Linked DNA regions of Homo sapiens: region 2 is linked to region 1. Evidence: chromatin contacts called from ENCODE Hi-C or POLR2A ChIA-PET data. All regions are on one chromosome and are shown on one strand. The core of a region is the stretch at or near the end of the contact, and the rest is flanking DNA. Distances in the headings are between cores, read along the strand shown. Region 1 holds the start of BROX (BRO1 domain and CAAX motif containing). Region 2 has its middle 16 kb from the start of LBR.

What was found. A loop is a pair of places that touch in the nucleus more often than their neighbours do. ChIA-PET counts read pairs that join two places held with the same protein, here RNA polymerase II (POLR2A). Pooled maps may share reads with other maps.
Region 2: a map of naive thymus-derived CD4-positive, alpha-beta T cell shows a loop between it and region 1 (6-fold over the local background). The contact joins the enhancer-like site here to the promoter of BROX in region 1. A Hi-C loop is called at or near these places in 1 of 168 maps with a recorded cell type or tissue (naive thymus-derived CD4-positive, alpha-beta T cell), 1 of 37 single-sample maps with no recorded cell type and 8 of 50 pooled maps. POLR2A ChIA-PET finds 5 or more read pairs at or near these places in 1 of 52 experiments (activated T-cell).

The regions. Positions count from the first base shown.
Region 1 is chr1:222,710,314-222,715,832 of GRCh38, reverse strand. BROX (BRO1 domain and CAAX motif containing) reads right to left here and starts at 3,269. Exons shown (of 13, transcript NM_144695.4): 1 at 2,891-3,269; 2 at 33-149. The coding sequence starts at 133. It overlaps AIDA (axin interactor, dorsalization associated), which reads left to right and starts at 3,342. Exons shown (of 10, transcript NM_022831.4): 1 at 3,342-3,625. The coding sequence starts at 3,516. RefSeq lists enhancers at 2,072-2,291, 2,660-3,574 and a silencer at 3,242-3,461.
Region 2 is chr1:225,441,756-225,447,274 of GRCh38, reverse strand. No RefSeq gene overlaps it. Among named protein-coding and RNA genes, the nearest start is that of LBR, 16 kb to the right of the region's middle. RefSeq lists enhancers at 1-2, 3-563, 564-1,124, 2,020-2,069, 2,570-2,639 and a cis regulatory region at 1,926-2,465. Within about 2 kb of position 2,239, at least 31 of the 41 ENCODE cell types and tissues checked have a DNase peak (open chromatin) inside an H3K27ac peak, as active enhancers do.

The sequences.
Region 1 (5,519 bases), core at 2,020-4,519:
GCATCTAAGAGTGGTTCAATCAATAAACTTACTTGCATATTTTTGAAGCAGAAGGGCCAGTGACTACACCATAGTAATTAAAAGACACAGGAGCTGTGGCTTTTAATGGGTTCCTATGAAACCAATGGGTCATTTTCTCCAGATGTTTTCTATAGACAAAAAAGTAAAAAATATACAAAAATTAAATATAAAATATTTAATAAACAAGGTAAATAGCATAACAATTTATTTCAATAGTATAAAAATTTAATTCGAAAATTAGCCTGGCTAAATTTTGTTATTTTTTTAGTAGAGACGGGGTTTCACCATGTTGGCCAGGCTGGTCTCAAACTCTTGACCTCAAGTGATCCACCCGCCTTGGCCTCCCAAAGTGTTGGGATTACAGGCGTGAGCCACCGCGCCCGGCCTCAGGTTATGTTTTGTCTATTTATGGTGGTCTATGTTCAGATCAGGCCTATAAAAAAAAGCAGAAGAGCATTTGAAAATCTGCCCACAATAACTTCAATGTTAACATACATATATAGGAGCAGTAATGTTTAAACTGTAATATACATAAAAATCACCTGGGGGTGGGTGGTTTTGTCCAATGCAGGCTCTAATTCAATAGCCTGGGGCAGGACCTGAGATGCTGATGCTGCTGGTCCCCAGACACTTTTGAATAGCAAAGTACTAGATTTTGGTTGGACAACTGCAAGTAAAAAGGGCACAGGACCAGATGAACGTAATTTCCAAAACGGGTTCAAATGGTAACCCTGATTATATCGCTAAGGCTACTTGTAATACGTTTTAAGTTAACTGCTGTATTTCCGACATATTGCTGACAACAGTGGATTGGTTATAGCATGTGTTCTACAATAAAATGTACTTTCCAAAAAATACCTAAAGAATATTTTTAAAATAAAAATGTAATACAATACTTGATCAATAAATTCTATTATAAAATGAAAACATTGGGCTGGGCATGGTGGCTCATGCCTGTAATCTCAGCAGTTTGGAAGGCCGAGGTGGGTGGATCGCTTGAGCTCAGGAATTTGAGACTAGCTTGGGCAACATGGTGAGACCCGGTCTCTACAAAAATCAGCCGGGGATGGTAGCCACGCCTGTGGTTCTAGCTACTGGGAAGACTGAGGAGGGAGGATCCCCTGAGTCCAGGAGACGTAGGCTGCAGTGAGCCCTGATCTCCCCATGGCACTCCAGCCTGGGCGACAGGGCAAGATCCTATCTCAAAAAAGGAAAAAGGAAAAAAAAAACAAAAAACAAAAACTTGGAACACCACCTAAGTGAGATGCCAACTTAAAAAAAAAATTAAGTTCCATGCCTTCTACTTAAAAAAAAAAAAACGCGCGGTGGCTCACGCCTGTAATCCCAGCACTTTGGGAGGCCGAGGCGGGCAGATCACAAGGTCAGGAGATCGAGACCATCCTGGCTAACACGGTGACTCTACTAAAAGTACAAAAAAAAAATTAGCCGGGCATGGTGGCGGTCGCCTGTAGTCCCAGCTACTTGGGAGGCTGAGGCAGGAGAACCCAGGAGGCGGAGCTTGCAGTGAGCCGAGATGGCACCACTGCACTCCAGCCTGGGCGACAGAGGGAGACTCCGTCTCAAAAAAAAAAAAAAAAAAAAGCAGCATGTCTTGTCTAAATGTCCTTGGGTAGGTAGTGCAGCAGATAATAAGGAGAAAGCCCAGGCGAAGACCTAAACATGGCAATTAGATTCCAGGAAGTAACTGAGAAAAAATTCTGATAAGGTTCATTTAATTTGAAGGCACTAAAAAATTCTGACAATCGACTTTTCCTAGTATTAGAAAATAATGGTGGCTGTACAGTGTATGAAATGCCTACATTAAGTGCTTCCTTTATGCTATTTATTCATGACAAAGCTGGTTTTGAGGAGCACCACATACTTAATGAATAGAGAATACAGTGTGTACCCAACGAAAAACTGAGCAGGTTTATTTAGGACTCAAAACATTTAACGAGTTATTTCAGAAAATATCATCTTCTACACATCTTCCATATAAATTCCGATAGCCTAATACAGCATCTATGTGCCTACAAATAATATCACACTCAGCACTTGAGGCTGCGAAATCTTCCACAAATACTTCTTTTAATGCGGCCTCCTACTTCCTGGATGAAAATGTCTGAAGTTTTGCGAATCTTTACTTCAGGAAAGAAGAGGGTTTCTGCCCCTGCCCCATCTTCTCCCCTTCTGCGACCCGGCGGTCTTCAGTTTTCGGGAGTTCCTAGGGTGGGATAGAAGAACGACACACCCACCCGCAGGGACAAGGGTGCCTTTAGAGCCACCAATACAACATTCGGATCGAAGCTGTAAGCTAACACACTTCCACAAGAGGACTCCCGCTCCTAACAAGGGACCCCCACCCCGGAAGCCCCGAGTCCCCAGAGGAACCTACCTGAGCGCCGCCCCCGAGCTCTGAGCGCCCACTTCCTGTTTACCACCCAGCCTCTTCCTCCCGTGCCCAGTCCCGTTCGAGGCAGCGGGCGGCGACCGTGCGCACGCGCCAACACTTGAGTTCCCCTCTTTCCAAACAGGCATTTTTGTGGAAAGCCGATACTGTCAACCCGGGAGAGGTGGCCAGACAACGGCCGAACGAACCCCAGTTTAGCTTGTATTATAAGCTCTCCAATGACCAATGGAGATGCGGGGCAAGGGGATTCAGCGGATCTAGCTGTTAATGCCACTGATTTGTGGTGACCAATATGGATTTTCTTTCTGTCGTTTGTTTCAAGGCACTAGAAGGAGACTTTTGGTCCACTGTCCAGGGGTCTATGGAGACTAATGTAAAAGGGGGTGATCCTATTGCTTGAGACTCCGGGGAAGTAGCGGGGGATATTACTGAGAAACACCCATCCTCTGACATACTTACCAAATTTCTCAGAGTCGGTTCAGCAGTTCTTCTAAGGGAAGAAGGGCAATATATCGGAGTCCACAAGCGAGAAAAAGAGGGAGTCGGAGAACCGAGACTACAGAACCAGGGTGACGGAAAACCAGGACGGCGCCAAGCCGGAGTCACGTGACCCGGCGGCCATGATAGCTACCGAGGCGGTAGTGCGCGCAGCTCAGGGGCGGGTATTGCCGCGGCGTTGCAGTCCCCTCAAAACGCTTCGTTCATCATCCCTTTCTAACTTCTCCCTCGGCCTTCCTTTTGAGCTATGGTCTTTTTCCCAGACAGGAAGAGAAGAGTTGCCCCTACCTCCGGAGCCGAGGGAGAATGCCGCAATAGCGATGGCGGCCCTCGGCGCAGTGGGGCGGCCTCAACCTAACCCGGGGCGGGGCCTCGGGGGCGGGGTCTCGGCGGGGCGGTCGCTTTGGAGCCGCAAAGTTTGGCTGTGGCGGCAAATGGGCTTGGGCGGCTCCTCGGCGGGTGGCGGTGGTGGCCGTAGCGGTTCCTCCTGGCCCTGTTAATGTCGGGGCCAGGCCGGGGGAGGATGGCGCCCTAGAACCCGGCCTTGCTGGGGTAGGGGCGGGAGGGGACGGGGTGGGGACCGGCCATGTCGGAGGTGACCCGGAGTCTGCTGCAGCGCTGGGGCGCCAGTTTTAGGAGAGGCGCCGACTTCGACTCTTGGGGCCAGCTGGTGGAGGCGATAGACGAGTATCAGATGTGAGTGACTAACCGCGGGAGCAGGCCAGACCGGCTCCAGTCGTGCGCCTCTCCCTTGTTTCTGTCGGTGTCTCTCATCACCGTATCTGCAGCCAAGGCTTCTCAGGGTGGGGCTCCGCAGGCACTGGGGCTGAGATCCCTCGCCACCAGCCCCAGCGAGGCTGCTCTAGGGACAACGGCTCCGCTCTCTGGGGTGACTCGCCTTCTTCCCTCTCCGCCTCCGCAGGGACAGTTCCATTCAACAGGTAGCCCTTCTTTCCTGGGGCGCAGGCCCCAGCAGGCTATCTGCTTAGTTCCTTTCCACCGTCTCGCGGGTCCCCCACTTGGCAGTCAGTTTCCTTTCCTCCTCCTCTCCCAGGTTGCTTTTCCTCGATTTCCTTTTGAAATTCTCTGAGGAATACTTGTGTGTTCTCCGCCCACGTTCCAAGGATGAGTGGCCTTGCTCTGTGTGTGTCTTCCTTCTTCCATGCGTAGGAAAGGAGGGAACTGTTTGCGATTGAGGGGATGGGGGGGAGCCCAGGAAGCAACGAGGGCCAGGGATACCTCTTCTGCCAAAAGAAGGGTCTCCTCTCGCGCTCCTTCTCCACCCCTCTTTCTGGTGAGCCGTGTTTTCAGAATTCCACCTCGATTTCGTTTCGGTTTCTGGGACTGTTATTTGGTAGGCTGTGAGTCCCACCCACCCCCTCGCTCGGTTGCCTTGGGTGGAGTCCGCGCAGGATGTGAACCGAAGAGAGCAAAATGTGAATTAATGGACCACGCACAGGAGCTCCACGCCCTCCTTGGATCCCTCCTCCTTTTCCTGTATATAATGTATAGCCGCAGGGTACAAGTGAGTACCAGTTTCCTTGAGCAACCTAAGACCAATTTCTTGCCCTTTCTGGTTTCCACAGAAAACTTCAGGGTTGTCTTAAAAAATAAAAGACAAGATTTATATACACATAAAACCTTGCTTAGGTTTTTGCACATTTTACTGAACTTAAGAACTGTCTGCCAAAATGCTATTGTTTGCAAACTCGCCATTAATTATTCTCTGTTTAAAGCAAGTTATTGTTTGAGATTTCACTGAGTATGAAACCACGTATGAGTAGAATACCCCCGGCCTCCCCCACCCCCCATCCGCCCCCGACACACAACGATTTCTGGCAAGAATATACGCTTGGTACTTGGAAGATCTAAACTCTTATCGTCTCCCCGCAATAGTTATTTGTTTTTATCTATTAAGATAATTTAAATGTGTAGGTACTGACTTTGAATCGCCTGTAGCTTCAAAAAGCTCTGACAAAAACCCGTGCTCTGAGCCATTTTGCGATGTGTAACAACTACTAGCATTTGTTTTGCACTTTCACATGATTTCATTTGCTCTTGCAATAACCCAGTGAGAATATAATTATTCTCATTTTACGAAATGAGGAAAACTGAAGCTCAGGTTAAACAGATTACTCAGGTCACAAGCTGATACCACTGAAATCTGGGATTTAAAAAAGAAAATCCAAATCCTGTCTCTACTACAGAGTGCTTAAGATGTACTGAGAGAGTAATTCTGTAAGTGAATTAGACAAATGATAAGATTTTCTTTATTACTGGAGAACACACCCTTCCATACTGTAGCCAATTAGTAAGCACCTATGTATACCCATTCTGTATATTAACTAATATTGCATAGTTTGAAATAGAAAGCCATCTCTTACTTGTGAGGTGGTGAGACCTAGCAGCTGTTGACACTGGGCAGCCGACTTCACAATGGAAAGTGAAGAATACCATGTCCAATTGAAATTACAAAGGAAAATTGAATATGCAAGCTGTTTAGTTTGAATTTCTAGGAACATGAAGGTGAGGGTGATAGGCATGTGCAGATCCATTGTTGGACCTCAGTACTAACCATTGAACTTCATGA
Region 2 (5,519 bases), core at 990-3,489, 2.7 Mb before region 1:
GGTTGGGGTCATTAAAAGTGTCTTTGAAATGCAACCTTTTAATTACAGGAGGAATACTGCCCCTGGGAAGGGGCCTTTCTTCAAATGCTCCAGGAATTCCTTGGCCAATACACTCCAGGGGGAACACAGCCCAAAACGGGCCTGTGGCTGTGATCAGACCCAGGCATCCTGTCAAAACAGGAGCCTGGGAAGGGGAAGCTCAGGGAAGGAAAGGGGCTCCTCTTGGGAAGAGCAGGGGTGCTGGAGGAAGAAACCCACCCAGTCCCCTTTGGGCCTAACTTAAGATATGCTCACCGGCTCTCTAGCACGCAGTTTTCCCCAGGAGGTCCCTTGGCCATGACCCAAAGTTAGGAACTAGGGGTCTGCGGACGCCTCCTCCTCCCATATCAGAATATGCTCTCCACCGCCTGCACGGTGGCATTGGCTTTCTGGAGCTTTAGGGCCAGCAGGGGCAGCAACCATCTTCCCACGTGTCTCAGGCTGACTGCACACAGCTCCTCTCTTTGTTTTCAGAAGCCAAAAAGAGCCAGGCAGGCCAAAGCGGGAAAAGGGGGGGCTTCTAGGAAACACCTGGGGTGGCTGGGCAGAGGTGAGATGTGACCCTGGCTAGCCTGAGGGCTCCCTGTGGCTTTCGATGGCCAGCCTGTGATAAAGCCCTGAGAACTCCATCTCCTGTGATTTTCCTGGGGTACTGATTTTCCCCTCCCTGGGAGTCTAGGTGTTTGTTTATAATATCCAAGAATGCTAATTGAGATCAAAGTGACTCTGAAGTTCACCCTGGGGGTGCTGCAGTCTGAAAGGTGTTTTGCAAAGACACGATCTTGGTTAGCCCTTCCCTGGCGCTATGCTGCAGGAAGCTTCTCACAGGGAATAGTCCACACTGTAATCTACCTCAGGCAGGTGTGCTGCTGGGAAACTCAGTTAATGATGTCTAATCTTTAAGAGCCATGGGAAACTCAGGAAGACCTAGCTGGACAGATACTACTCAGACATTTTCTCAAATAAGTGTGGCAGAGCCACTCCTCATCTGGTTCTTCCAGTCTTAGTTACCTGCCGAGCCAGGTGTGGCAGGTGTCAGGTACAGGGATCTGGGAGCTCAGAGAGCAGTAGCAGGAGCTTTAGGCTTCAGTTTTTTCTCCCACTTGATGGCCCCAGACGCCTTGGTGAAGTGAAATGCTCCCTGCCTGGGGCTCCAGGATGCCTTCGAGTGACTGCCTTAAGGTTATTGTGTTTTCTTGTGGCTACGCCAGGATGTTCTGCTTCACCAAGCATTTCCATCCTCAATCGTCATGTCCCTACTGAAACTCTGTGTTCTCTTCTCAAGCAATTTTCTGGTAAAAACATTTTCCTGGCTAGCCTGTAAGCATTGCTGTCTAGCTTTTGTGTTAGCACTGATTCAGATGGCCACTACCCACTCTGTGCAGCAGACTTTCAAGACCAAGCAGACTGATAGGCAGGCAGGAGGGTGGAGTTCTCTACCTGCTGGAATGCCCTGAGGCCCAGAGAAGGGATGGACAGGGCATCAGTGTCTCTCCCGTGTCTCTCTTGCCTTCAACCACTGACTCACCCATGTTGTTTCTCACTTAAGTTAAAACACACAGAGGGGCTGTTCTTAGAGAAAGTCTAACTCGGCTGGGCGTAGTGGCTCACGCTTACAATCCAGCACTTTGGGAGGCCGAGGCAGGCAGGTCATCTGAGGTCAGGAGTTTCAGACCAGCCTGGCCAACATGGTGAAACCCCGTCTCTACTAAAAATACAAAAATTAGCTGGGCATGGTGGCGCACACCTGTAGTCCCAGCTATTCAGGAGGCTGAGGCAGAGAATCGCTTGAACCTGGCAGGCAGAGGTTGCAGTAAGCAGAGATCACCATTGCACTCTAGCCTAGGTAACAAGATCGAAACTGTCTTAAAAAAAAAAAAGTCTAACTCTACTTTTGATCAAATTGTATTCTTGCAAACAATTTTGCAAGAAATTGATTGTCTCATTTTGATGCCATGATGACATTTTGGGAAATGTTTCCAAGTTGTTACAGTTTTCTAGCTGCCAGGACCTGGGTGCTTCCTGTGGCAGACAAAGGGTGACTCCGCGCATAGGGTGCCAAGAGGGAGGGCTCCACTCCATTCTGAACTTTTACACATCAGCCTCCTGCAAGATAAGCTTCCTGGTTTTCATATTACAACATGAACCAAACCGCAGAGGTTATGACTTCTCTGTGTTTTAAGCCCTGCCCACTTCCTGCTCACGTGCCTGGTCTGCAACGACCATTTATTTCAGGATGTGAAGTCAAAAGCAAAGCCCAAACAATAGTGAGCGGCTTCTGAGCCAAGCTCGTCAGCCTGCTAACCCACTCAGAACTGCCCCATCTTCAACATGAACAAGTGCTTCTGGAACAAATACCAGCCAATTTCACACAGTCCAGGCCTTTGACATGAAATACGGATCAGCTCTACATTTATGCACGACAATGTCGATTTGTTATCTGTTGGAGTGATTGTATACCTTCGGTGGTAGAACTGAGGTTCCCAGGGGAGCTATTAAGAAAAAAGCTTTTCTGGCACGGGTGCGGTGGCTCACGCCTGTAATCCCAGCACTTTGGGAGGCCAAGGCTGGTAGATCACCTGAGGTCAGGAGTTCGAGGCCAGCCTGGCCAACATGGTGAAACCCCATCTCTACTAAAAATACAAAAATTAGTTGGGCGTGATGGCGCATGCCTGTAATCCCAGCTACTTGGGAGGCTGAGGCAGGAGAATTGCTTGAACCTGAGAGGCAGAGATTGCAGTGAGCCAAGATCGAGCCACTGCACTCCAGCCTGGGTGACAGAGCAAGACTCCATCTCAAAAAAAAAGAAAGAAAGAAAGAAAGAGTTTTTCTGGCTAGGTGTGGTGGCTTATGCCTGTAGTCTCAGCTACTTGGGAGGCTGAGGTGGGAGGATTGCTTGAGCTGGGGGAGTTTGAGGCTGCAGTGAGCTATCACACCACTGCACTCCAGCATGGGTGACAGAGCAAGACCCTGTCTCGGGGGAGAAAAAAAAATGCAAATGCTTTCCTGACAGAACTAAGAGAGTTTGGAACTAGGGTTCTATAAAGTCAGCCCTGGTGTGGGACTTCTGTTATTACAGAGAGTACAGAAAGTGTCCTAAAAGGACAGCTGGGTGGCTGGGCATGGTGGCTCACATCTGTAATCCCAGCACTTCGGGAGCAGAGGTAGGCGGATCACCTGAGGTCAGGAGTTCGAGACCAGACTGGCCAACATGGTGAAACCCTATCTCTACTAAAAATACAGAATTAGCTTGGCATGGTGGTGCATGCCTGTAATCCCAGCTACTTGGGAGGCTGAGGCAGGAGAATCATTTGAACCCAGGAGGTGGAGGTTGCAGTAAGCTGAGATTGCACCATGGCACTCCAACCTGGCCAAAAAGAGCGAAACTCCATCTCAAAAAAAAAAAAAAAAAAAAAAAAAAAAAAGACAGCTGGCCAAACAGCAATAGGCTGATCATGTGTATTTAGCGCACATGGGCACAGCCCATGGCACCAAGGGGGACATCGAGGTCACAGATGAAAAGACTTGCTCTCATAGTGCTTACAGTTTATGAGCCAACAGCCACGTTAAGCAACAGCCTTCACTGGATATATAATTAGGGGTGGGGTAGACACTTTCTACACCAAAGACAACTCTTTAGGCTCCAGATGGGATTCCGGCTGCTCCTGACTGGTCTCTCTTAGTCCTTCATACATCACACACCGTGGACTCTGAGTTACACGCCACTGGTCTCTCTTCCCAGCTCAGCCACTCACTCCGTGTGTCAGCCGGAGCAGGTCATTCAACCATTCTTTCAGTTTCTTCACCTGTGGAATGGGGATAAATGGACCTATCTCACAAGGACATTGAAAGGATTAATAGAGCGATTGCATGCAAAATGCTGGCACCTAGTGGAGTTGTAATCAGAGTAGAAAGACACTATCATGCGTCTCTGTATTCCCAGATACTGGCTGGCCTGCAGCGAGCCACAGCGTTACCATGGGTGGGCCCGTGGGAAGGGGCAAGCATTGACCTAACTCCTCACATTTCCTTATTTTTCTCTCCCCTCTGTTATATCCTTTCTAAATAGTCATTCCAGGATATACAACTCCCTGCCCCTGAACACTTCTGTGGGGTGGCCTGGCTGAGAGCCCAGATTCCCAGGAGAGCCCTGCACGCAGCCAGCTCTCTGTCGCCCCCCTCTCAGGAGAGGCAGGTGGGCAGACCCTGAAACCTAACAGTCCTGAAACGCGCTGAGCATGTCCACGTTACCACAGCAGCCAGGTCACCTCTCCAGGGTGGCATCTTTTCTGCCTCCATTCTTCTTCTTCCTTACCATTTTTTTTTGGCCCTCCGTGTGTGTGTGTGTGTGTGTGTGTGTGTGTGTGTGTGTGTGTGTGTGTTTTGAGATAGAGTCTTGCTCTGTTGCCCAGGCTGGAGTGCAGTGGCGTGATCTCAGCTCACTGCAACATCTGCCTCCCGGGTTCACAGGATTCTCCTGCCTCAGCCTCCTGAGTAGCTGGGATTACAGGTGCCTGCTACCATGCCCAGCTAATTTTTTGTATTTTTAGTAGAGATGGGGTTTTACTATGTTGGCCAGATGGGTCTTGAACTCCTGACCTCGTGATCTGCCCGTCTCGGCCTCCCAAAGTCCTGGAATTACAGGTGTGAGCCAGCTCATGTGTTTGTTTTATGCATCCAATAAATCATGAGAAGGACAAAAAGACCACTATGGTGGGGAAATAGTGCCTGTCTTCAGTTAGCAGTGAGAGGCCAGCAGGTAGGTCACACAGACATGTGGCACCAGTTTTGAAGGGGGACATGTAACACAAGTCTTTGTTAGCCAGGATAAGTCCTTCTGCTGGCTGTGCCGGGCCTCACCTGCACCAGGAAGCCCTCACAGGGCTCTGGCATCCAGCAGGGTGCTCTGTGCAGGTGTTTTGGAGAGCATCATGGTGGAGGGTGTTCCTCCTTCTGCAGAGGAGAAGGCACTCATTCCCTGTGTCAACCGGAGCAGGTCATTCAACCATTCTTTCAGTTTCTTCACCTTCAGCATGGCAATTAATGGCTCAGAGGAACCTCAGGATAAAGTACCTCCTGATCCTGTCATGCCTGGAGTGATTCCCGTACAAATCAGTTTTTTTTTTTGTTGTTGTTGTTCTTTCTGTTTAGAGACTTGAAACAGAAAAAAAAAATGGCCCAGATATTGTTTTATTCTCTCTGAACTCCTTCAGGTGCAGAACAAACGGAAAGGGTTCCAGCCCCTTTGCTTTCAGTTTTATCTGCACACAGTAATGACATTCTAGAAGGGTTCCTGAGCTGTGCACCATCTGCCCAGGCCAAGAGCAGGACACGCAACTCAGACTTCTGCCTTGGAAGTGTAAAGCCTGCCCGGGAGTGTCCACCAACTTCCAACTACTTAAAAAAATCCTCCATTTTTTATGTCTTTGCCTTATCATCCCTGCTTGTGGATTATAAATTACTCTTTTCTTGAAAGAAAT